Linked DNA regions of Homo sapiens: region 2 is linked to region 1. Evidence: chromatin loops called from intact Hi-C (ENCODE). Cell type or tissue: pancreas. All regions are shown on one strand. Each heading gives the region's core, and the rest is flanking DNA. Links, peaks and the distances in the headings are about the cores only.

Region 1 (11,532 bases), core at 1,287-9,286:
TCTATAAAAACCCTAAATAATGGGGTTTGGGAGGTTCCAGGTCAGGGACAGCACCCCATCCACATGCCAGGAGGGTGGCTCACTCCAACTCCACTAGGACAGAAGCTCCTGTGCTTGGAACCCTTCTGAACCTCGCCCTCAGTACCTCATCACCTGTTTGTTTATATCCTATGTAACATCCTTTATAAACAAGTAAATGTAAGTAAATGTTTCCCTAATTTTTTTTTTTTTTTGACAGGGTCTCATTCTGTCACCCAGGTTGGAGGGCAATGGCGTGATCTCTGCTCACTGCAACTTCCACCTCCTGACTTGAAGTGATTCTCCTGCCTCAGCTTCTAGAGTAGCTGGGATTACAGGTACCCGCAACCACGCCCAGCTAATTGTTGTATTTTCAGTAGAGACGGGGTTTTGCCATGTTGGCCAGGCTGGTCTCGAACTCCTGATCTCAGTTGATCCACCCGCCTCGGCCTCCCACAGTGCTGGGATTACAGGCGTAAGTCACCGCGCCCGGCCTGTTTCTGTGATTTTTGTGAGCCATTACAGCAAATTATCAAAACTGAGGAGGGGGTTGTGGGAACTTCCAAATTTGGGCTGGTCAGAAGTACAGGTGACAAGCTGGGACCTAGAACTGGTATCTGAAGCAGGGGCAGTCTGCTGGGACTGAGCCCTTCACCTGCAGGGACCGTGCTAACTCTGGGTAGTGAGTGTCAGAACTGAATTTTAGAACAGCTGGCTGGTGTCTGGAGAGTCGGAGAATTGATGTGGGCGCCCCCCTCCCCACTAACATTGGTGTCAGAAGTACTGGGAATGTAGAAAGTTTTTCCTTGTTAGGTATCCAAAAAGATCTCCCACACCTGGATCCCATGGAAGGCAGCTGGGAGGGCAGGAGGTGGCTGGCTTCAGAGAGCCAAGGAGGTCTGGGAAGTCAGGAAATGGGTGTGTGGCTCAGCAGTCAGGGGCAGCGGCACCCTCTTCCCCAACTTCTTCAACCAAACACATGGTTGGGCCACAGCACCACATGGATGAAGGTGCCACCACCAGCCCTGAGAGTCACCGACATTCGTGCAGAGCTTCCCTGGTGTTGCACCAGGATGCAGGACCAGCGTCACGGACTCCAAGCCGGTGTGGAGTAGGAAAGCCCTGGGCAATCCGTCAGTAAGGTCCTTCCAGCCTGGGCTGGAGTCATATCCTCAGCCCCACTTTCTCCAACTCTTTCCTGGAAGCCCAGAGGTGCCACACACAGCTGCTGGCCACACACACTCACATAGTCCCCAGGGCCCTGGCTGAGGCTGGGGAGACCCCTATTGGCCACAATGTGGGGATGAAGTTCCCACCCTGCACAGTCACTGTAGCAACCACCCTGTGCTGAGAACCACACTCCAGGGACCAACATGCACTAGAAAAATGTCACACAGGAATACACACTCAGAGGGCACTCGAGAAACATTTATTGAGCACCTACTATGTGCCAGGCCCCAGGCAGGACACTTGGAAAACAAAGTCAATACAACCTGGTCCCTGCCCAGGAGCTCACAGTCTAGAAGGCCAAGCCATTAATCATAGAACAGCAAAGGGGCATTTGGCTTCACAATTTTACAACAAACTTTTACATACGTTTTCTCAAGTGTAAACACCCAGCAACACAGCCATGTTGTTTTAAAAGCACATTGGCATAAATGTAAACACAAGTCACAGGATTGAAAGGATGAGAGAAAACCATTTGCAGTATTTGTGCTTGCAGAACCAGATTTTTAGCATTATTTATTCCCTCCTATCAGGTAGGATACAAGTTTTGCCAATCTGTGGATAATGGTGTTTGAGACATGGGAGTTCCGTGGCCGGCCTGCCTGCCTGCCATCATGCAGTGGGGGAGCCACACTAGATACAAGGCATCCTGAAGCCTTGGCCACTGCCTTCTGTCCACCACACCTGTCTTTTAATGTCCCCTAGACAAAGACCCTGTATATTTCTAGGCTCCTCCTGAGCTTATCAGATGGGGAGAAGGGATCATGTCCCAGGAGCCCACCAAGTCGTGAGATCCCTCATACCTGGCTTGGCACATGGTGACACCCCATCAGGTGAGCACACAGCACACGCTGCCCAGGCCCAGACCCTGCCTGCCCGAGATGAACTTCCTGGTTAGTCTCAAAATCTGGCAGTGTTGGCCGGGCACAGTGGCTCACGCCTGTAATCCCAGCACTTTGCGAGGTCGAGGTGGGTGGATCACCTGAGGTCAGGAGTTTGAGACCAGCCTGGCCAACATGACGAAAACCCCATCTCTACCAAAAAATACAAAAATTAGCCAGGCATGGTGGTGCACGCCTGTAATCCCAGCTACTCGGGAGGCTGAGGCAGGAGAATCGCTTGAACCTGGGAAGCAGAGGTTGCAGTGAGCCAAGATCGCAGCCTGGGTGACAGAGCAAGACTCCAACTCAAAAAAAAAAAAAAAAATGTGCCAATGTCAGCGTCCTACAGGAATAGCTGCCCTCCAAGTCCCACCTGTGCCCCCACTTCTCCTATGTGCACATTTGTCAGCATGTGCAGAGGTATACAGTCCTGCTTACCACACCTGCCATGGGCTCTAAACAGGACAGTACAGCTGGGGTTTGAGAAGGGGCTGCCTGTGTGCTCCATCTCACCAAAGGGAAAACCACGCACAGATCTGGCCCCTGTTGGTTTAGTTTAGGAAGGTAAGGAATCCGGTGAAGAGACCAAAAGTGGCCTCCTCATGATCCAGGGAATAGGGGAAACCAGCAAGTGTTTGGGTTTAATTAAGCCAAGGGTTGGGGGGGATGAAGGTGGACAGCTGAGGGTGCAGGCCTGTAGGGCTGGAAAAGGCGGGGCTGAGTTTAGGACCCCTGTGCCCCTCACCATCATACGGAAAGGGAGGAGAGGCATCTTTCTACCTGCAAGCTGGTTACCGCCATTTCACTTTAGAAAGCTCAGGATAAGCCGGGCGTGGTGGCTCACGCCTGTAATCCCAGCACTTTGGGAGGCTGAGGCAGGTGGGTCGCCCGAGGTCAGGAGTTCGAGGCCAGCCTGACCATCATAGTGAAACTCTGTCTCTACTAAAAATACAAAAAATTAGCTGGGCATGGGCATGGTGGTGGGTGCCTGTAATCCCAGCTACTAGGGAGGCTGAGGCAGGAGAATCACTTGAACCCAGGAGGTGGAGGTTGCAGTGAGCCGAGATCGCGCCACTGCACTCCAGCCTGGGCAGCAAGAATGAAACTCTGTCTCAAAAAAAAAAAAAAAAAAAAAAAAAGAAGAAAAGAAAAAGCAAGCAAGCAAGCAAGCAAGCTCAGGCTAATTCCCAGCTCCCTGGTTGTGAGCACCCCTGGGCTTCTACAGTGACCTCTTTTGGGCAGAGGCCTACCAGGTGAGCCAGAAGGTACAATGTTAAAGAAAATTGTTTCTGACCCCCTTTCCAGAGCAGAGAGGAAGGGAGGGGGTGAGACGCCCACAGGTGACTGATAGCACAAGTCAGCCCTCGTTCCTGGGCTCCACAGAGGCCTGCCCTGGTGCTGTCCCACCTTCAGGAGAGGTGGCTCCCTGGCTCCCCCCAGGACCATCTTCCAACCCTCCTGCCCCTCAGGGTTGCTCTAGGTGGCCAGGTATCCTGCTAGCAAACCCTCTCCCCCAATGATGGCCCAGACGGAACTCTTAATAAAAAAAAATAATTTATTGTCAACAAAGGTGATATATACAACAGGAAAACAGATGTAAATGAGAACGGGAGTGAATGGGGTGCCCAGGCCCAGCTTCAGGCCTCTGCAGGGGTGGGACAGGAAGAGGTAATGGAGGCCTCCTGGTTTAGAAGCCTGAACAAGTGGGGAGGAGAGGTGTCCCCCGAGGTAGTGGGACTCAGTTCAAACCCCCTTATGACCACTCTTGTGTAAGGCACTGTGCCAAGGGAGAATGGTGGGGAGCAGGGGGAGGGTGGGAGGAGGTCATGGGGGACAAACAGAGGTGGGGGTCAGCGAAGGACTGGGGTAGGTGTTCTCCACAGGCCCAGTGCCCTACTGCACAACAGCCTCAGCCACCCTCGCCGACCTCAGGCCTGGCCAGGAACAGACACTTTCCAGTGCCCCGAAATAACAGTGGATGCTGCCCCAGCCCCCTCCTGCCCTGGCACCTGTTTCTACTCTCTCCACCAGGTGGGTGAGCCAGGCAGCTCTGAGTTATAAGCCACTGGGGGACGCTGCCTCATCCCTCCCTCCCTCCCCAGGAAAGCAAGAATTTACACTCCATTCCCTTTTTCCGGCTTCCCTGCCACAGTGGTGCTGGATTCTGACAGAACTGTGGGCCAGTCTGAGGTGTCACCTGCTCCCACACGCTTGGTGCCCTGGGGGTGCCTGGACCAGTCTTGCAGGAGGCTGACCGCTGGGGGCTCCTCCATCCGCACGCGGATAACCTGGAGATCCAGTGTCCCGCGGAGCCCCGGAGGGGGAGCTGGGCAGGGATGAGAGCAGAGAGCAGTCAGAGCCCCCCAGACACCCCACCACGAGGATGCCCCCTGGAAGCTCCGCAAACTGTACCCACATTTCCAGGGCTTTCATTATGTCCACAGCCCAGTGCCTGGCATGAGGGGAAGCCCAAGGATGGCAGGGAGCTCCACTCCTGGGTGATCGAGGACTGCTGCCAGCTAGAAAATGAGGCGCACAGCCTCCCTAGGGACAAGCCAGCTGAAGCCAGGCAGCCTTCCTCCTGTGTGTATTTTGGCACAGGGACGCCTGGTGCTCGTGCCTCTTCCTGTAACTCCTACCTGCAGCCAACTCCATTTTATCTCAAACTTACTGGGCATCCTAGCCTAACGGGTTCTGCCTGAGTGGGGCAGAGGTGATGGGGTGGGAACACCCAGAAGCAGTCTAAGGCATAGCTGTGCCCACCAAGGAGCTCATGAGGGACTACGTGGGGGACAGAAAAGACCCCTGGCGAACTTCCACCAGGCTCTTTATCTCCTGAGTGTCAACACCTACATCACCAAGACCAGGTGTCCACCTTACCAGTATGGAGAAGGCACTCATAATGGGCAAAGCTGGGCCTCGAGGCAGAGGAAAGAGGACTGAGGACTGCCGTGGCTGCGTGCAGCCATAAAAAACGAGCACGCAACAGGGACGTGTGCAAAGGTTACGTTACATTAGGGCTGGGCATGATGGCTCATGCCTGTAATCCCAGCACTTTGGGAGGCCAGGGTGAGCAGATCACTTGAGGTCAGGAGTTTGAGACCAGCCTGGCTAACATGGAGAACCCCTTTACTAAAATACAAAGAAATTAGGCAGGCATAGTGGTGCACCCCTCTAATCCCAGCTACTCAGGAGGCTGAGGCGGGAGAGTCGCGTGAACCTGGGAGGTGGAGGTTGCAGTGAGCCAAGATCACGCCACTGCACTCCAGCCTGGGCAATAGAGTGAGACTGTCTCAAAAAAAAAAAAAGTTACATTACATTGAAAGGCAAAAACAGAAGATGGTGATTTCAACTACTGCACTGTCTATATTGGGAAGGATTTATTTGTGTGTGTTCCTTTTCTACCCTGTTTTTAGAGACACGATTATTTAAAATGTGGCACAGAAAACAGGTACAATTTTGCTGTGCGATGTGCTGGAATTTAAAATGACTTAGTGGCTGCCACCCCATTTTTATCACCTACCAAATGCTATTCTGTGTTCCCAGAACACAGTTTGTCTCCCTGATAAACTATAGGCTCCCTGAAGGAACACTGAACCCCATTTGTTCATTAATTTGACAATAATTTATTGAGTACTATATGCCCAATGCCGTTTGGATTGCTAGGGGTACAGCGGTGAATGGAGCTCCCTAAGTGGCCTTCTGGGACTTCACATTCTATTTATCAGAGCTAATAAATAGGATAAACAAATAAAAAATGCAGTATGTTATATATGGACAGATGCAAAGTAGCAAAGTACACCAGGGAAAGGAGATAGGATAATAGGATAGCAGAAAGCTGACAGGGGACCACAGACACAGAGGGAGTGAGGAGCCAGTGAGGCAGACAGGGAGGGAACAGCATTTTGAGCAGAGGGAGGAGCAAATGTGGATGCCCTGGTGGAGCACGCTGGCTTCCCCAGGAACAGCAAGGCCAGTGCCTGTGCGGGGAGCGGGATGTGGGGGGAGAGGTCAGGAGCCTGTGGGGAGCTCACTAGTCACCATGAAGGCTCTGGCTTTTATCTGGAGTGCAACAGGAGCAGCACAGAAAGGCCATGAGTAGAGGAGTGACTGGATCTGACTTGTGTTCTCAGCAGGGACACTCTGGCTGCTACAGGAGAGCAGAGCATAGCGGGCAAAGCTCAGCAGCCAGGAGACCTGGCTTAGGTTTGTTACAGGAACCAGGCGAGAGCCGGCCCTGACTAGGGTAGCAGCAGTGGATGTGGTGACAGCAGTGTGAGCTCTGAACTTGTTTTGGAGGATCGGCTGCTGGACAGATGCTGGGCTGGAGAAAGAAGAGGATGACTGTGTGGGTGTGGTCACAGCAAACTGAAGCCTGGGGCTGCCTGTTCACTGGGAAAGGGAAGATTGTGGAGTCTAGGGGTAGGGTGCATTGGTGAGACTGGGGGTTCAGTTTCAATGTGGCGAGTTTGAGATTTTTTTTTTTTTTTGAGATGGAGTCTCGCTCTGTCGCCAGGCTGGAGTGCGGTGGCACAATGTTTGAGATCTTTTAGACACCCATGTAGAGACGCCACCTGGGCAACTGGAAAAGAGGATGGAACCAGGAAGGAGCAGCCAAGGTGGGCATTATGAGCACACACATGTCATTGAAAGCTGTGAACCTGGATGAGATCTCCCAGGGAGCGAGTACCGACACTGACCCACGGCTGCGGATACTTAAGCACGTACTCATTCACCAAACACATAAGCCGGGCCTACGCTGTGCCAGGCACTGTTCTGGTTACCGCAGATATTATAGTGCAGGACGCAAACACCCTAACCTGCAGGCCCTTACATTCTAGAAAGGGAAAGGCAGACAATGATACGACGTGTTCCAACTCTGGGAGCTGAGAGTGAGCGGCAAGAGAAACTGAGAAGGAACAGTTAGTGAGGGAAGAGGAACACCAGGCGAGCAGCTGCCTGAAAAGCCAAGGGAAGAAAGTTGTCTCCAGGAAGGAGTGAGTGATCAGCCCACCGTAACCACGAGATCATAAAGAGAAGGACCGGCCAGGTGCAGTGGCTCATGCCTGTAATCCCAGCACTTTGGGAGGCCGAGGTGGGCGGATCACCCGAGGTCAGGAGTTTGAGACTAGCCTGGCCAATAGGGTGAGACGCCATCTCTACTAATAATACAAAAAAATTAGCCAGGCGTGGTGGCGCACGCCTGTAATCCCAGCTACTCAGGAGGCTGAGGAAGGAGAATCGCTTGAACTTGGGAGGCGGAGGTTGCAGTGAGCCAAGATTGCACCACTGCACTCCAGCCTGGGCGACAAGAGCAAAACTCCATCTCCAAAAAAAAAAAAGAAAAAGAAAAACAGGCCAGGTGCAGTGGCTCACGCCTGTAATCCCAGCATTTTGGGAGGTTGAGGCGGGCAGATCACGAGGTCAGGAGATCGAGACCATCCTGGCTAACACAGTGAAACCCCGTCTCTACTAAAAATACAAAAAATTAGCCAGGTGTGGTGGTGGGCGCCTGTAGTCCCAGCTCCTTGGGAGGCTGAGGCAGAAGAATGGTGTGAACCTGGGAGGAGGCGGAGCTTGCAGTGAGCCAAGATCACGCCACTGCACTCCAGCCTGGGCGACAGAGCGAGACTCCATCTCCAAAATAAAAAAAAGAAAAACACCAGCAAGACAGAGAGGCTCCTCTTTCCATTACTTGTCAGTGGGTCATTGTGGCCCACCTCCTCTCCTGGCCTGCACACTCTCCCCATCCTCCTCTGGCAAGGTCCTCAGAAGGTTCTAGAGTCTTCCTGGACTACCTCACATTCACATTCATCAGCTCAGCTAACCTGACCACAGGTGGCCTTTTCCAACTGTTAAATCCACGATTTTTACACCTCTAATTTTTTTTAAAGTGGCAGGATCTTTATTTAAATAAAGTCTTCAGAGAACTTCAATACGTACATAACAACACAGAAAGTAGAGACATTTTGGTCGAAGCCTCACAGGTTTCTGAGAAATCTGTCCAAGCTTTGGGTTCGTGAGATCGTCTGAAACCACAGGTCCAGAGCCTCTGCTCCGCAAAGAACCGCCACGGGGGCCCCTGGTTTTTAAAGATTTACTGCCTCCAGCCTATATACCTGGACACAGAATTTTGGGGGACAAAGGCTGTCTCACTCATGCCATCTCCCAGGGTGCCTCCCTCGGGCACAGGCTCCAGGAACACTTGTGTACCAGTGAGGTATCCTCTATGGTTTCCCAGGCATCTCCAACCTCCACGAAGGCTGCCACTGCTGACAACACCCTACAATTGCCTCCGCCCCCTCAGATCACTCAAGCAGCCTGCTGAAGCCCCTTCCTCTCAGACTTTGCCCACTCACCCCAAAGAAACCTAGAATCTCAGGGATTCTCTTCTCATCTACTCACCACTCCAGATAGATGGAGTTTGCGCACAGGGTACCCCAGGACTTGAAATGAGGGCTCCCTTTCGAGAATGAAATCAGAAGACCCATTAGACAGTGGAAGAGGTCAGCCATTTAGAGCAGGGATCCACCGGAGAGGACCAGGAGACTCGGGACACGCTCAAGTCCAAGCAGCACACTCGGTCTCAGGGAGCCAGGACTGGAATGTGACTCAAGCTGAAACTTGAGACAGTTAAAACTGTGATCTACGTGAAGGGGTGAGGCCTGCCTCGAGATCAGAAAACGGGGGGCTCAAATTTAGGCAAATAAACAAAAGCAACTACACACACACGCAAACACACAGAGAGCTCTCTCTGAAGGATACAAACCAAATTAAGAGTGGTATAGCAGTGAACACAAAGAAAAACTTTGTGAGGGGTGAGTGGAGTGTGACTAAAGGAGTACATAATACGCTGCCTTTTTTCTTTGTTTCTTTTTTTTTTTTTTTTTTTTTTTTAGACAGTCTAGCTCAGTTGCCCAGGCTGGAGTACAGTAGTACAATCTGATTGGAGTACAATCAGAATTTACTGCAACCTCAAATTCTTGGGCTCAAGTGATCCTCTTGCCTTAGCCTCTAGTCTTAGTAGGGACTAGAGGTGCACACCAACATGCCCAGTTAATTTAAAAAATTTTTCTAGAGATGGAGTCTCCTTATGTTGCTCAGGTTGGTCTCGAACACCTAGCCTCAGGCAATCTTCCCACTTTGGCATCCTAAAGTGCTGGGAATGACAGGTCTGTGAGCCACTGTGCCTAGCCAAGGCTTTTTTCTTTATGCAAAAAAGCACACCTGTCATCCCAGAACTTTGGGAGGCCCAGGTGGGAGGACTGCTTGCACCCAGGAGTTGGAGACTAGCTTGGGCAACACAGTGAAAACCTGTCTCTACAAAAAATTTAAGAATTAGCCTGGTGTGGAGATGCACACCTGTGGTCCCAGCTACTCAGGAGGCTGTGGCAGGAGGACTGCTTGAGCCTGGGAGTTTGAGGTTGCAGTGAGCTATGATGGCGCCATGGTACTCCAGCCTGGGCAGGGACTCTGTCTCAAAAAACAAAAACAAAAGCACACCTGCTTTTTGAGAGCCCTACTCTCAGGAGAGCCTCCAGCCACCTCGTTGGCCATCATTCTATGGCTCTAGTTTCAAACACACATTTCAGACAAGTTGGTACAAGGAGACGTGCACTCCTACCTATTCACTTCTTCAAGAAGCATTTCCTGAGCGCCTGTAAACTATGCTTGGCATGGAGAGGTGAACAGAGGACTAGGCTTGGTCTCTGCCCTGCTGGACTACATTCCAGTCTCATCCTAATTCTGTCTGCTGGGTCATGTGTGGTTGGCAGAATGATGCCCCTCACCCTAATCCCTGGAACCCGTGAATGTTTTGTTACATGGCAAAGGGGAATGAAGGTTACAGATGAAATTAAGGTTGCTCATCAGCGGACTCAAAAAGAGATTATCCTGGACTGAGTAGCCCAATATAATCATGAGGGTCCTTGAATGGGGAAGAGGCAGATGAGCCGGAACCCAGGACAGTATCTGAGAAAGACTCTACTAGCCACTGCTGGCTTTGAAGATGGAAGGAGGCCACAAGCCAAGAAATGCAGGCAGCCTCTAGGAGCTGGGCAAGTCAAGAAAATAGATTTTCCCCTAGAGCTTCCAGGAAGGAACACAGCCCTGCCAACAGCTTGATTTTAGCTCAGTGAGACCCATTTTGGACCTCTGACCTCCAGAACTGTAAAATAATAAATTTGGGTTTTGTTTTGTTTTTAGAGAGGGTCTCGTTCTGTCGTCCAGGCTGGAGTGCAGTGGTGTGATCATAGCTCATTGCAGCCTTGAACTCCTGGGCTGAAACAATCCTCCTGTCTCAGCCTCCCAAGTGGCTGGGACTACAGGCACAAGCGATGTGTGTTGTTTTTTTTTTTTTTTTTTGAGACGGAGTTTCGCTCTGTCGCCCAGGCTGGAGTGCAGTGGCGCGATCTCGACTCACTGCAAGCTCCGCCTCCCGGGTTCACGCCATTCTCCTGCCTCAGCCTCCCGTGTAGCTGGGACTACAGGCGTGCGCCACCATGCCCGGCTAATTTTTGTATTTTTAGTAGAGACGGGGTTTCACCGTGTTAGCCAGGATGGTCTCGATCTCCTGACCTCGTGATCCGCCCGTCTCAGCCTCCCAAAGTGCTGGGATTACAGGCGTGAGCCACCGCGCCCGGCCCGATGTGTGTTGTTTTAAGCCATTAGATTTGTGTGATTTGTTACAGCAGCAAATAGGAAACTGACATAAGGACCATGGGGAAGAAGGAACCATTTCTTTGAGAAATGGTTTTCCCTTTTGGAAAAAGGAATGGACATCTGCCCTTCTATACAAGTTATTTTTGTAAGGGCCAAATAAACTGTATGTAAGCTTCTTTTTTTTTTTTTTTTTTGGAGACAGAGTTTCACTCTGTTGCCCAGGCTGGAGTGCAGTGGCGCAATCTCGGCTCACTGCAACTTCCACCTCCCAGGTTCAAGCAATTCTCCTGCCTCAGCCTCCCAAGTAGCTGGGATTACAGGCGCCTGCCACCACACCTGGCTAATTTTTATATTTTTAGTAGAGATGAGGTTTCGCCATATCGGCCAGGTTGGTCTCAAACTCCCGACCTCAGGTGATCTGCCCGCCTCAGCCTGCCAAAGTGCTGGGATTACAGGCGTGAGCCACCACGACTTGCCTTGTATGTAAGCTTCTTAAACTCAGTAGGAGCCCAAACAACACAAGCACTTACTGCTGTTATGAGGCAATTTACTGAGCTGGTGTCCCCTGGAGGTGTCTGTCCACTGCTCATCTTATCTATTCTCTGGACACCTAACTGAATTGCTGAGTGGCCCCATCTGGGCCTCAGCTCCACCAGGGTAAGGTGGGCACCCCTCAGGCTCTAGCTAGAACAAACTGCATGTGTGGAAATCAGTATCAGGCTTCTGGGAAACACTGGCCTACCCG
Region 2 (11,532 bases), core at 1,267-9,266, 56 kb after region 1:
TGGGAGGCTGAGGCAGGAGGATTGCTTGAGGCAGGGGGTTCGAAACCAGCCTGGGCAAGATAGTGAGGAGACACCCATCTCAACAAAAAAATTAAAAAATTAGTCAGGTGTGGTAGTGGGTGCCTGTAGTCCTAGTTATTTGGGAGGCTGAGGCGGAAGAATCCCTTGAGACCAGGAATTCGAGGTTACAGAGAGCTATGATTGTGCCATGGCACTCCAGCCTGGATAACACAGCAAGATCCTGAATCTAAAAAAAAATTTTTTTAAAAATTCAAATTCATAGAATCAAACTGTGGAAGGGTGGTTGATAGGAGCTGGGGAAAGGAGGAAAGAGGGGTTACTAATCAATGAGCATAGAGTTTTTTTTGTTTTTGAGATGGAGTCTGGCTCTGTCGCCCAGGCTGGAGTGCAGTGGCACGATCTCGGCTCACTGCAAGCTCTGCCTCCCAGGTTCACGCCATTCTCCTGCCTCAGCCTCCCGAGTAGCTGGGACTACAGGCGCCCGCCACCACGCCCAGCTAATTTTTTGTATTTTTAGTAGAGATGGGGTTTCATCATGTTAGCCAGGATGGTCTCGATCTCCTGACCTTGTGATCCGCCCACCTCGGCCTCCCAAAATGCTGGGATTACAGGCGTGAGCCACTGCGCCCGGCCTAGTTTTTTTTTTTTTTTTGAGACGGAGTCTCATTCTGTTACCTAGGCTGGAGTGCAGTGGCACAATCTTGGCTCACTGTAACCTCTGCCTCCCGGGTTCAAGCAATTCTCCTGCCTCAGCTTCCTGGGTAGCTGGGACTACAGGCGTGTGCCACCATGCCTGGCTAATTTTTGTATTTTTAGTAGAGATGGGGGTTTCACCATGTTGGTCAGCCTCGTCTCAAACTCCTGATCTCAGTTGATCCGCCCTTTTTAGCCTCCCAAAGTGCTGGGATTATGGGCGTGATCTACTGCGCCTGGCCAATGAGCATAAAGTTTTAGTTAAATAAGATGAATAGGCTGTAGAGATCTGCTGTAGAACCTAGTGCCTATGGTCAACAATAGTGCACTGTACATTTAAAAGCTTGTTTAGAGGATAGATTTCATGTTAAGTGTTCTTACAATTTTAAAAAGAAAGAAGCCGGGCGTAGTGGCTCATGCTTGTAATCCCAGAACTTTGGGAGGTCGAGGTGGGAGGATCGCCTGAGCTCAGGAATTTGAGACCAGCATGGGCAACATGGTGACACCTCATGTCTGCAAAAATACAAACATTAGGTCAGGGGCAGTGGCTCACGCCTGTAATTCCAGCACTTTGGGAGGCCAAGACAGGTGGATCACGAGGTCAGGAATTCAATATCAGCCTGGCCAAGATGGTGAAACCCCGTCTCTATTAAAAATACAAAAATTAGGCCAGGCGCGGTTGCTCACGCCTGTAATCCCAGCACTTTGGGGGGCCAAGGAGGGCAGATCACCTGAAGTCAGGAGTTCGAGACCAGCCTGGCCAACATGGTGAAACCCCGTCTCTACTAAAAATACAAAAATTAGCTGGGTGTGGTAGCGGGCGCCTGTAATCCCAGCTACTCGGGAGGCTGAGGCGGGAGAATCGCTTGAACCCGGGAGGCAGAGGTTGCAGTGAGCCATTGAACTCCAGCCTGAGCGACAAGACCAAAACTCCATCTCAAAAAAATAAATAAATTAATTAAATTAAATAAAATTCCACACTCTCTCCCCTCAACACACACATTCAAAGCTCAAGGTTTTGGCTTAGACCTGGATATAATCCTTAAGTTTGAAATTCCTTTGGGATTTTACAAGGGATGATTTAATTTACAATCTACATAGAAAGTTCCTTTAACATTACAGCCTATATGACCGATCTTAGTTTTTTGAAGGAGTTTGGGTCTGCTCTCTGGAGAATGTTGAAGGCTACTTTTAGAACCAGGATTTGTTTTTTTTTAGTTCTGAGATATCCTGAAAAGTAGAATCCAGAATTTGTCACAAAGTTGGGTCTAGGGAGGTTAATGTTTTACCTCCTTAAAAACCTTCCTTTGGGAACACAATTCACAGTTCCTCTGTTTTTGTTGTCAGTGGCCCTCCTTTTAACGGGACCTGCCCAAGGAGCCACTGAAGCACTAGGAGAAGGCTGCCCCACTGGGGGACGCTGGCCCTTGAAGGCTGGGACCAACAACCTTAGAAGTTCTAGGGCTGGCTGGAGACACCACACAGGGGACTAAGTGAATCTGAGTTAGAGAATGGAAGAGGTAAGGTGTAAAAATCAGGAGTTCTGGGTTTGAAATGGGCTCCAAAGTTCTCAGGTTGTGACCTCATTTTCTTTTCTTTTTTTTTGAGACGGAGTTTCACTCTTGTTGCCCAGGCTAATGGCACAATCGCAGCTCACTGCAACCTCCACCTCCCAGGTTCGAGTGATTCTCCTGCCTCAGCCTCCCGAGTAGCTGGGATTACAGGCCCGCGCCACCACGCCCAGCTAATTTTTGTATTTTTAGTAGTGATGGGGTTTCACTATGTTGGTCAGGCTGGTCTCGAACTCCCAACCTCAGGTGATCCACCCACCTCAGCCTCCCAAAGTGCTGTAATAGGTGTGAACCACTGCGCCCAGCCTGTAACCTCATTTTCTACTTCCAAATCTACTTTTCTTTTTATAGCCCCATCCTCTCAATCCAGATACTTGGGAGTTAGCAGGGCCTTTCCCGGATCATCACATTCAAGCAGACACCATGTCCTGTAATTCTATCTTCTTGATATGCTCAAGCTAGAACCACTACTAGCCCTCAACACTCCTGACCCCTGCCCCAGGCATAAGCAACTTTTAGGTATATCACTTAGGTAAGAAATAGCCCCTTGGTGAGAAGAGGTATCCTTTTTCCTGGCTTTGCTGGTATTCATCCTCCGGTCGCCTCCCCTTCCTCCTCCTCCTTCTTGCCCTCCTCCTTCTCCTTCTTCCCCTCCTCCTCCTCCTCCTTCTCTTCACTCAGCTGGTATTCATCCTCCAGTTGCCTCCTCCTCCTCCTTCTCTTCACTCAGCTGGTATTCATCCTCCAGTTGCCTCCTCCTCCTCCTTCTCTTCACTCAGCTGGTATTCATCCTCCAGTTGCCTCCTCCTCCTCCTCCTCCTTCTCCTCCTCCTCACTCAGCTGGTATTCATCCTCCAGTTGCCACCTCCTCCTCCTCCTCCTTCTCCTCCTCCTCCTCCTCCTTCTCCTCCTCCTCCTCACTCAGCTGGTATTCATCCTCCAGTTGCCACCACCTCTTCCTTCTCTTCCTCCTCAATGCAGTGAAGTTTACACCATGATGTGCTGTGGCCCTGCTCAAATCTTTTGCCTCCTCTCCATTGGCCCTGGGGCTGCTGCCTTGACATGGGTCTTTGTTGCTGTCCCTCTCCCCAGCGTTCTCCCAGCTGCCTCCATAATTGTCCACAATTCCCAGCATTCCCAGTGCCTTCAGGACAAACTGAGACTCTCCATGTGGCACCTAAGGCTCTAGTCCCTGCCAATTTCTATTTCCTCTTCTCCCTCTCCCACCTGAAACCCTCCTTCATCCAGAATTTTCCCAGCCTCTGCCAGGAAACCCTTGTTCCCTTTCTCCTTCTGGCAATACCCTGGTCTTTCTAGTTTTGGTTTAAACAATGCCCTCTTTAGGAAGTCTTCCCCAGTTGGGTGACCCTTCCTGGGGCTTCCCTTTTCCTTGGTGCTTATCACCCTCTACTGCAATCAGTGCCAGGGACCCAGGGCACCGAGGCACTGGTGCCTAGAGTGCAAGGTACTTTTAGGGGCTCATGAAAATGTTTTATTTTAAAATTAGATGAAAAAAATGTAAGGGTCAAAGACAATTTTTTTTCTCACATCAAAAAAATAAATGCGTAGGGCCCATGAAAATCTACTGAATTATTTAAATTTTTATTTTTTTTTTAAATAGAGGAAGATACCTCATGAAGACAAAAGCACCTAAGGCCTGAGAAAGTGAGAATGTGGCCCTGACTCACTGCCATTGGTTTCCCCTTCCCCCAGTGGGGTTGGGGGGTACCCCCCCACTGCATTATGTTATTCTTAAGTCTCTGCACCCCCAGCCCTGTTCTCATCACTTATGACTGCTTTCTGAACAAGAAAAGAAGTGCAGAAATAAATGAATGGCCTTGCGCAAGGCTCTTGACTCTCTGAGTCTCCATTTCTTCATCCCGACAACAAAGTTCCAGCTTCACGGGGCTGCTGCGGGGATCAAGTAGTGAGTGGGAAACTTTTAGAACTGTCAAGCGTGCAGCCGTTCCTGAGGTCGTGCAGAATGTGGGTGGGAAGGGGAGGGCAGAGGTTGTTGAAGGTGGCTCCAGGTGGCTTTGATACCTTTCTTCTGGTAATAAAATTACCCTTTTTATACACACAGAGCACTGGCAGGACAGACACCAGAGTCTCACAGGGGCTGGCCCTCAGCATTGGTTCTCTGTGGAGTGAGCAACTAAACTAGAATAAAGCACAAGGGCCCTTGGCCCCAGAAGAACAGGCTTCTTTCATTTTAGGACATTAGGCTCTTTTAGCTTCTTTTCCTTTCTTTTCTTTCTTTCTTTTTCTTTTTTTTTTTTTTTTAAACCATACTACTTAGAAGTGCGTGAAGCCCAGGTCTCTGTCTCACTTTCCCTTTGTGTTCCCGGGCCTGGCACAGATGAGGGACATAATGAATTAAGGAATCTCCCATCTCAGGGCCTGCGTGGCACCCATCAGCATCAGGGCCTCTGACCCCAGTGGGTGAGAGGAAGTGCAACCCCCCCCCGCCCCCCTGAGCGCAGGGCCTGCCGCGAAGAGAGCAGAGCTGTGAAAGGAGACTCAGTTTACCCAAGGTGGAGTCTCAAGCACGTCAACATGGGGGCTGAGGAAGAGACGGGACATCTCCGCGGCGACAGAGCCCAGAGGCACTTAAGAAATCTTAGTTCTTGTCCCCTCCTCATAAGCACTTCGGGGACAGGTTTCCTGTGTTCCAAGTAATTTAATTCCCATGGCTCCCGAAAGGCTGGAGCGGTTTCCTTTTCAGAGGCTGTGGGTGCCTCTGAGAAGGAAAGTCACAGGCAGTATCGGTCTTGCCCATGTTTTTCAGTGCTGTGTGTCCAGCGTCTGAAAGCATGCGGGCACACAGTAGGTGGTGACAAGCGGACGAACTGCCATCGGCGACAGCTGGGTAACTCGCCAGTGCAGGGAACAAAACCCGCCTCCAGATAAGAAGACCCTGCAGGCCTCCCGCACCCTGTAATTTGGATCTCCAGGAATCGCCTTTGTTGTGGGCGCCCAACCTCAGGCAAAGCGAGCACCTGCTCCTCCCGCCGGTCCTCGCAGGAGGACCCCAGGCTGCTGCGCCCCGGCTGCCTCTCCGGGTCCCTGCGCTCCGCTTCTCCGGAGCTGGGGGACCGGGGGCGCCCCGGGACCCGCAGCCAGGGTCCGCCCAGCGCTTCCGAGCCGTGGTAACGCGCCTCCCCAGGTGCCCGACACCCCGCCCGGGGCCAGCATTTTTCGCTTCCTAGGGCCGGGCCGGGGGTCTGGGGCTGCGTCAAGGGCCTCGTCAGGCACCCCCAGGCCTGCGGGGGCAGGATCCTGAGTCACCGCCGCGCACGCCCTCTCCTCCCGGCTTCCATCCTGGGGCCACCTCCAGCCCGCAGGGTCGGGCCCCGGCGCAGCCGGCTCTCTGCGGGTCTGCTGTGCGCCCCTCTCCCCAGCCCGAGTCACTGCGGCCGCCGCCCCCACCCCTGGCTGGCTCGGGGGAGCCTCGCTTGTCCGCCCCTCCCATGAGAAGCCCGAGCTCTCAGCGCTCCCGGGCGGCTCCCGCGGGAGGGGGCGCGGCCGCCCCCACGGCTCCACCCTCTCGGCGGGGCCGCAGCCATCTGGGGCCCCTGCCAGTAGCGGCCGCTCCGGGGCCCGCACGGAGCTCGCGACCCGCTTGCGCGGCGGGAGGCAGCCCCGGGCAGGGACCCCGGCCTCCTCAGCGGGCGCTCCCGGCGCTGAGATGCCCCGAGGGGGCGGTGGCCGCGAGCCGAGCCCGGGTGGAAGCGCGTCGCAGCGGACGCGGGCGCCCCTCGCCACCTCAGTGACCCTTTGGGAGCCGGGACCGGAGCCCCGCAGGCGGCGGTGCGGGCCCGCGGGGGCGGCGAGGTCCGTGCCCCTAGCGTCCGGAGCGGGCGCAGGCTGCTGAGCCTCGGCTGGGCTCGTTGCCTCCCGCCTTTCCCCCCAGCCCCCCGCGAGCTGGCAGGAGGAAATAGCGCGCGGCCCCTTTAAATTTACCCAGGAGCCCTTAAAGGAGCCCCAGGGGCCCCAGACAGGAATCCCCACCCCGGTCCAGCCCGCGCCGCCGAGCGAGCAGCCTGCCGTCCGTGCGGCCGGCCGCCCCGTGCATGCGCCCCGCGCCCCGGGGCCCCGCGCAGCGAGCGCTCCGCGCGGGCTGCCGCCGGCCCCGCGGCCCCGCGCCCCGCCGCCCCGGGGCCCCGCTCCGCAGCGCAGCGCATGGAGCCCGGCGGGGACCACCGGAGCCGGAGCAGCGGCGGCAGGGGCGGCCCCGGGCCAGCAGTGGCCTCGGCACGGGGCCGACGGCTGCCGCCCGCCGGATCGAGCGGCAGCGCGGAGCCAGAGGAAGACGAAGGCGGTAAGAGCTGGGGCCGGCGGCCCGGGCGGGGGCCCCGGCGTGGGGGAAGGGAGGGCTGCGGCTCGGGGCCCCTCTCCGCCGCCGAACAAAGCGGGGGACGCGGGCAGGGCGGCCGGGGGCGCCACCTGGTGGGCGCGGAGCGCGGCTGCAGGGCTGGCGGGGGAGCCCCCCGCCCAGCTCCCGGGGTCGGCTCGCGGGGCTCGGGCGGCTCGCCTCCCCCTTAAAGGGCCCCGCTGCCGCCCGCAGCGCCCCGCCTTGGGGGCCAGGCCCGAGGGGCCCCACGGGGCAGGGCGCCACGGAGCGAGGCTGGACTTTGGCCCCCGCCCCTTTCTCTTTCAGACTCCCAGGTGGTCTCCCTAATCGGGCTTTCTCTCAAAAGTCCGCCCAGACCCTGGGTCCCCTTCGGGGGCTTTTCCCCAGCGGAGCTGAGCTCAGCTCCGAACTCTGCTGTTTTAAATCGGGCTGCTCCTCTCGTCTCGTGGCCTTGTGAGAGACATGCACCCTTTTTCTTTTCTCCCACATTCTCCCTAGGAAAGTGCATCGCTTGCGCCCCGGGGGCCCACACCATCTTTTCCCACCGCGGGCAGTTTTTAAAGCGATGGGTTCGCCCACAAAGGCAGGCACCCCTCCGGCCGGTGCATTCTCCCTTCCCTTCTTTTCAGAATTTTTTTTTGCCCTAATTTGTCAGCTCTAGCGGAACCAACCAGTCCTCCTCGTTCGCTCTCAAAGGAGACTGTTGACTCATTTCCCGGCTGCAGGGTCACGCCTTAAGACCCTTGAGGGTTTCCTCCAGGCCAGGGAGACTCTGCCCGAATCTCCAGGCTCCCCTCCCGGTCTCTCCCCTCCCAGAAACGCCCCATCCCCTTTTGTTTTTAAAGAACCTCGGCTCCTCCCCCTTTTTCGGCTCTTAAAGGGCCAATCCACCTTAGACTAGCCTGGATCCAGCGCTGGAAGGATGCTTAGAGACCAGCCAGCTAGCCAGTGTCGTTGCAGACAAAGAAGCTCAGGCCCAGAGTGCGGACATGACCTATCAAAGGTCACAGAGCAAGTTACCAGTGAAGCCAGGACTTGAACCCAGGCCTATGACTCCGAAGCCAGTGGATTCTATGGATCTACTTAAATAAAAACTAAAACAAAAAAACTTCCACAAGGGTGACAGGAGCCCTTTCTGATCCTGTCTTTTGTTTTCCCAACCCTGTGATTCTCCACTGGGAGAATGACCAGAACCTGCCTGTGTGCCCAGGAGACCATTTTTCTAAATCAAGAGGGGTGGGAACTGTAGGGAGGGTAGGGGACTGCTCTGGGTGGGTGTCTGGCACAGGGAACACCATTGGGTTAGTGGGGCCTCTCCAGTGCCCGCCCTTCTGACTGCTGGGCAGTGGCCGGCTCCCTGCCAGAGCAGCAAATAAAGCCCCAGAAAGACTTAATGGGCTTCAGTGGATGGTGGCCACTCCCTGCCGCAGTGTCATTAGTTGTCACTCTGGTGGCCCTCCTGCCATCCCTTTACAGGGTCATTGGCTCCTCCAGAATCTGGAGAAGTTTCAGTCTCAGAAACTCCTTTCCCTGGAGATGTTGGCAGCTTTGTCTTGGGGATCCCTCCCATGTGGGGGCCTAGATTTGGGGAACTGACAATGCCTAGCCCATCCCCAAAATGGGAGTCTCAGGAAGCTATATTTGAAGCATTACTGGAAAAAGGGAGAAGACCTGTGGGTGGGGCCCTCCTGGCGGGGGCCCCAGGTGGGTGGGTCCCGTGTGCAGCCCTGGCTGTAGACAGATGCCCCCTTTGTTTGTCTGGCCCCACTGCCTGCTCTGCTCCAGCTGGAACCGCCCTGGCCTGCTGCTCTCCTGGCTTTCTCCCTACGGCTCTTGTCCAGAAAGGGCACCTTACAGAGCTGGTTGGCTCCTTGGCCCTCACCTTATTTTTTAAAAAGTCAGAGCTATTTCCACAGTGCCCTGCGTCCTTTTGTTCTTGATCTCCTCTTAAAGGGTCCTTGCCCTTTGTAAAGGGCTAATGTTTTGGCTCCCACTTCTACCATCCCTTTTATTGCTGTTGCCGTCCCTTTCCTGCCCCGGAACACCCCCTCCCCCAGCTCCCTTTCTCAGGGCTCACCATCAAAGCCCTCGCCTCTTTCCCTGGAAATCAGAGATTGAAAAACTGTCTCCCTTTCCCCTTCTTCAGGGCAAGATCTTCAGCTGGAAGGGGGTGCCTTGGGGTCCTGGGGGAGTGCCCCCCTGCCCTCCTCCAGGGCCAGGGGACCAGCATCTTCAGGCAGGAAATATTCAGACCACTGTGAGGCCCGGGCCTCGAGGCCTGGAAAGAGCCGCATCCCTGGCCGTGACCACCGGCGCTACTACCACGACCACTGGCGGCTGGAGTACCTGATGGACTTCAACCCTGCCCGGCACGGCATGGTGTGCATGGTGTGCGGCAGCTCCCTGGCCACCCTCAAGCTCAGCACCATCAAGCGCCACATCCGCCAAAAGCACCCCTACTCCTTGCATTGGAGTCCCCGGGAGAAGGAAGTCATCAGCAACAGCTGGGATGCACACCTGGGGCTGGGGGCCTGCGGAGAGGCCGAGGGCCTGGGGGTCCAGGGGGCTGAGGAGGAGGAGGAGGAGGAAGAAGAGGAGGAGGAGGAGGGGGCCGGTGTCCCAGCTTGCCCGCCCAAGGGCCCAGGTAATGCAAATGCAGATTCTGTACAGGCAGGGGCCTGGGTGGCCAGTGGGGCACAGTGGGCCAGCTGCTCTGCCAAGGAGCTGGTGTTCTTGAGCAAGGCACTGCTCCTCCTCTGGGTGGGGTCTGTTTATTGCCCTTATTATACAAAGGTGGGGGAAGGACAGTGGGGTGAGAGGGTCTCCGATGTCCATGACAGCTTGTACATTCTGTGGTTTTTGAAGTATCAAGGAGAGAAGTTGGGTGACAGGCAGTGGAAAGGCTTGGAGCAGGGAGGCCTGGCTGGGGTGGGTGAGGGAAGGGGAGGGTGCTGGAGAGGTGTGGCTGACGGTGAAGGCCAGGGACAGGGCTAGATTCCAGTCTGGGGGAGGTGTGGGTGGTGCTTGAAATGCTAGCAGAGGAGGGTTTAGGGAGTTAGGATTTCAGGAGAGAGGAAGAGAAGGGCAAAGGTTAGGCCTGGGGCCCAAGTGAGTGAGAGGCTTGTGGGAGACCTGGCTGTAGTGGGTATGCTCCCGTGGGGCCAGCGTCTCAGTTCCTTCCCTCCAACCCTTTCAGGCAAAGCCCCAGCTGGTGGGGGCTGCCGGCGCCAGCGGCGAGGGGGCCCAGTGGCACCCCGGGCTCGGCGTCTGCGCCTCTCAGCCTCCCGGAGGGCCGGGGGCAGCAGGGGGCTGGGGGCCCGGCGCCTGGAGAGGAGGCTGAAGGAGTCCCTGCAGAACTGGTTCCGGGCCGAGTGTCTCATGGACTATGACCCGCGGGGGAACCGGCTGGTGTGCATGGCCTGTGGCCGGGCACTGCCCAGCCTGCACCTGGACGACATCCGTGCCCACGTGCTGGAGGTGCACCCTGGCTCCCTGGGGCTCAGCGGCCCCCAGCGCAGTGCCCTGCTGCAGGCCTGGGGGGGCCAGCCCGAGGCGCTGTCTGAGCTCACCCAGTCCCCACCAGGTGCGAGGCCCATCCCAGGCTGAGACCCCCTCATACTGGGGCTCTGAAGTGGGGTCTGTGGCCAAAACTGGGAGGCAGGGACTTAGGGCTGAGGGCTGAAGGCCAGGAGCTGGTGCTCCACACACATACTTTCCCCCTGCCCCCAGACAGAGACAGACTGGGGCCTCTAGCTTGGGGCTGGGGTGAGGAGCCAGGATGGACCCCTCTGAGTGGGCAAGGGCAACCCAGCCAGCAGGCTGAGCCCCTCTCCCTCACCCCTTCCCCAACAGGCGATGACCTCGCCCCCCAGGACCTGACCGGAAAGAGCCGGGACTCGGCCTCCGCTGCTGGAGCCCCCTCCTCTCAGGATCTCAGCCCCCCAGACGTAAAGGAAGAGGCTGGCTGGGTCCCTGAGAGGCCCGGGCCCGCAGAGGAGGAGGAGGAGCTGGAGGAGGGCGAGGGCGAGAGGGCGGGGGTCCCGGGCCGGTCGCCGCGGGGCCGCGCCCACCGCCGCCACCCCCAGGAGCGCTGGCGGCTGGAGTACCTCATGGAGTTGGACGGCGGCCGGCGCGGCCTGGTGTGCGGGGTGTGCGGGGGCGCGCTGGCCTCGCTCAAGATGAGCACCATCGAGCGCCACATCCGCCGGCGCCACCCGGGCTCCACGCGCCTCGGCGGGCCTGTCCAGGCCCTCATCGCCCGGGAGTGGAGCGAGAAGGCCGCCCACCTGCTGGCCCTGGGGCCGCCCCGCCCCGAGTCCCCCCAGGGCCCCATCCCCCCCGGCACTGCCGCAGCCTCCGACGAGGGGGGAGGGGACGAGGAGGAGGAGCCAGAGGAGGAGGAGGAGGAGTGGGGTGAGCGGTGGGGCCAGAGCAGGCGGAGAGGGAGAGCCGGGCAGTTGCTGGGGCAGAAGGGACTGGAGGATGGGATAGAAGGGCAAAGATGGGGTGACTGGAGATGAGACGCGGGGCCCAGCCCGCTGCCCCCCGCCGTCGCCAATGCGGTCCTTTGTCCCTCCTTAGGCGACGTTCCGCTGTCCCCTGGAGCTCCCTTGGAGCGGCCCGCCGAAGAAGAGGAGGACGAAGAGGACGGCCAGGAGCCTGGGGGACTCGCCTTGCCGCCGCCGCCTCCTCCCCCGCCTCCGCCCCCGCCCCGCAGCCGGGAGCAGCGGCGGAACTACCAGCCGCGGTGGCGGGGCGAGTACCTGATGGACTACGACGGCAGCCGGCGCGGCCTGGTGTGTATGGTGTGCGGGGGCGCGCTGGCCACGCTCAAGGTGAGCACCATCAAGCGCCACATCCTGCAGGTGCACCCCTTCTCCATGGACTTCACGC

What was found. Peaks named below come from ENCODE experiments on the same cell type or tissue, not always from the same donor. Only the 100,000 strongest peaks of a DNase experiment are listed, where the experiment ranks them.
Region 2: a loop joins it to region 1, with 2.0 times the contacts of the local background. A loop is called at or near these places in 65 of 110 quality-filtered maps.

What each region holds. Positions count from the first base shown.
Region 1 is chr11:63,819,848-63,831,379 of GRCh38, reverse strand. SPINDOC (spindlin interactor and repressor of chromatin binding) reads right to left here. Exons shown (of 6, transcript NM_138471.3): 6 at 3,664-4,452. The coding sequence ends at 4,241. Among named protein-coding and RNA genes, the nearest start is that of SPINDOC, 12 kb to the right of the region's middle. RefSeq lists a silencer at 1-59. In pancreas, for the core only: no CTCF peak of the experiment used is centred there; a DNase peak (open chromatin) is centred at 4,403.
Region 2 is chr11:63,763,558-63,775,089 of GRCh38, reverse strand. It overlaps ZFTA (zinc finger translocation associated), which reads left to right and starts at 6,315. Exons shown (of 5, transcript NM_001144936.2): 1 at 6,315-6,606; 2 at 8,786-9,283; 3 at 9,836-10,222; 4 at 10,492-11,052; 5 at 11,221-11,532. The coding sequence starts at 6,468. RefSeq lists silencers at 5,499-5,968, 5,989-6,198, 6,329-6,378, 6,599-6,898. In pancreas, for the core only: a CTCF peak has its summit at 6,708 (motif pointing left); DNase peaks (open chromatin) are centred at 5,529, 6,249, 9,119, 9,259 and 2 weaker places; H3K4me3 peaks cover 2,507 bases; H3K27ac peaks cover 1,631 bases.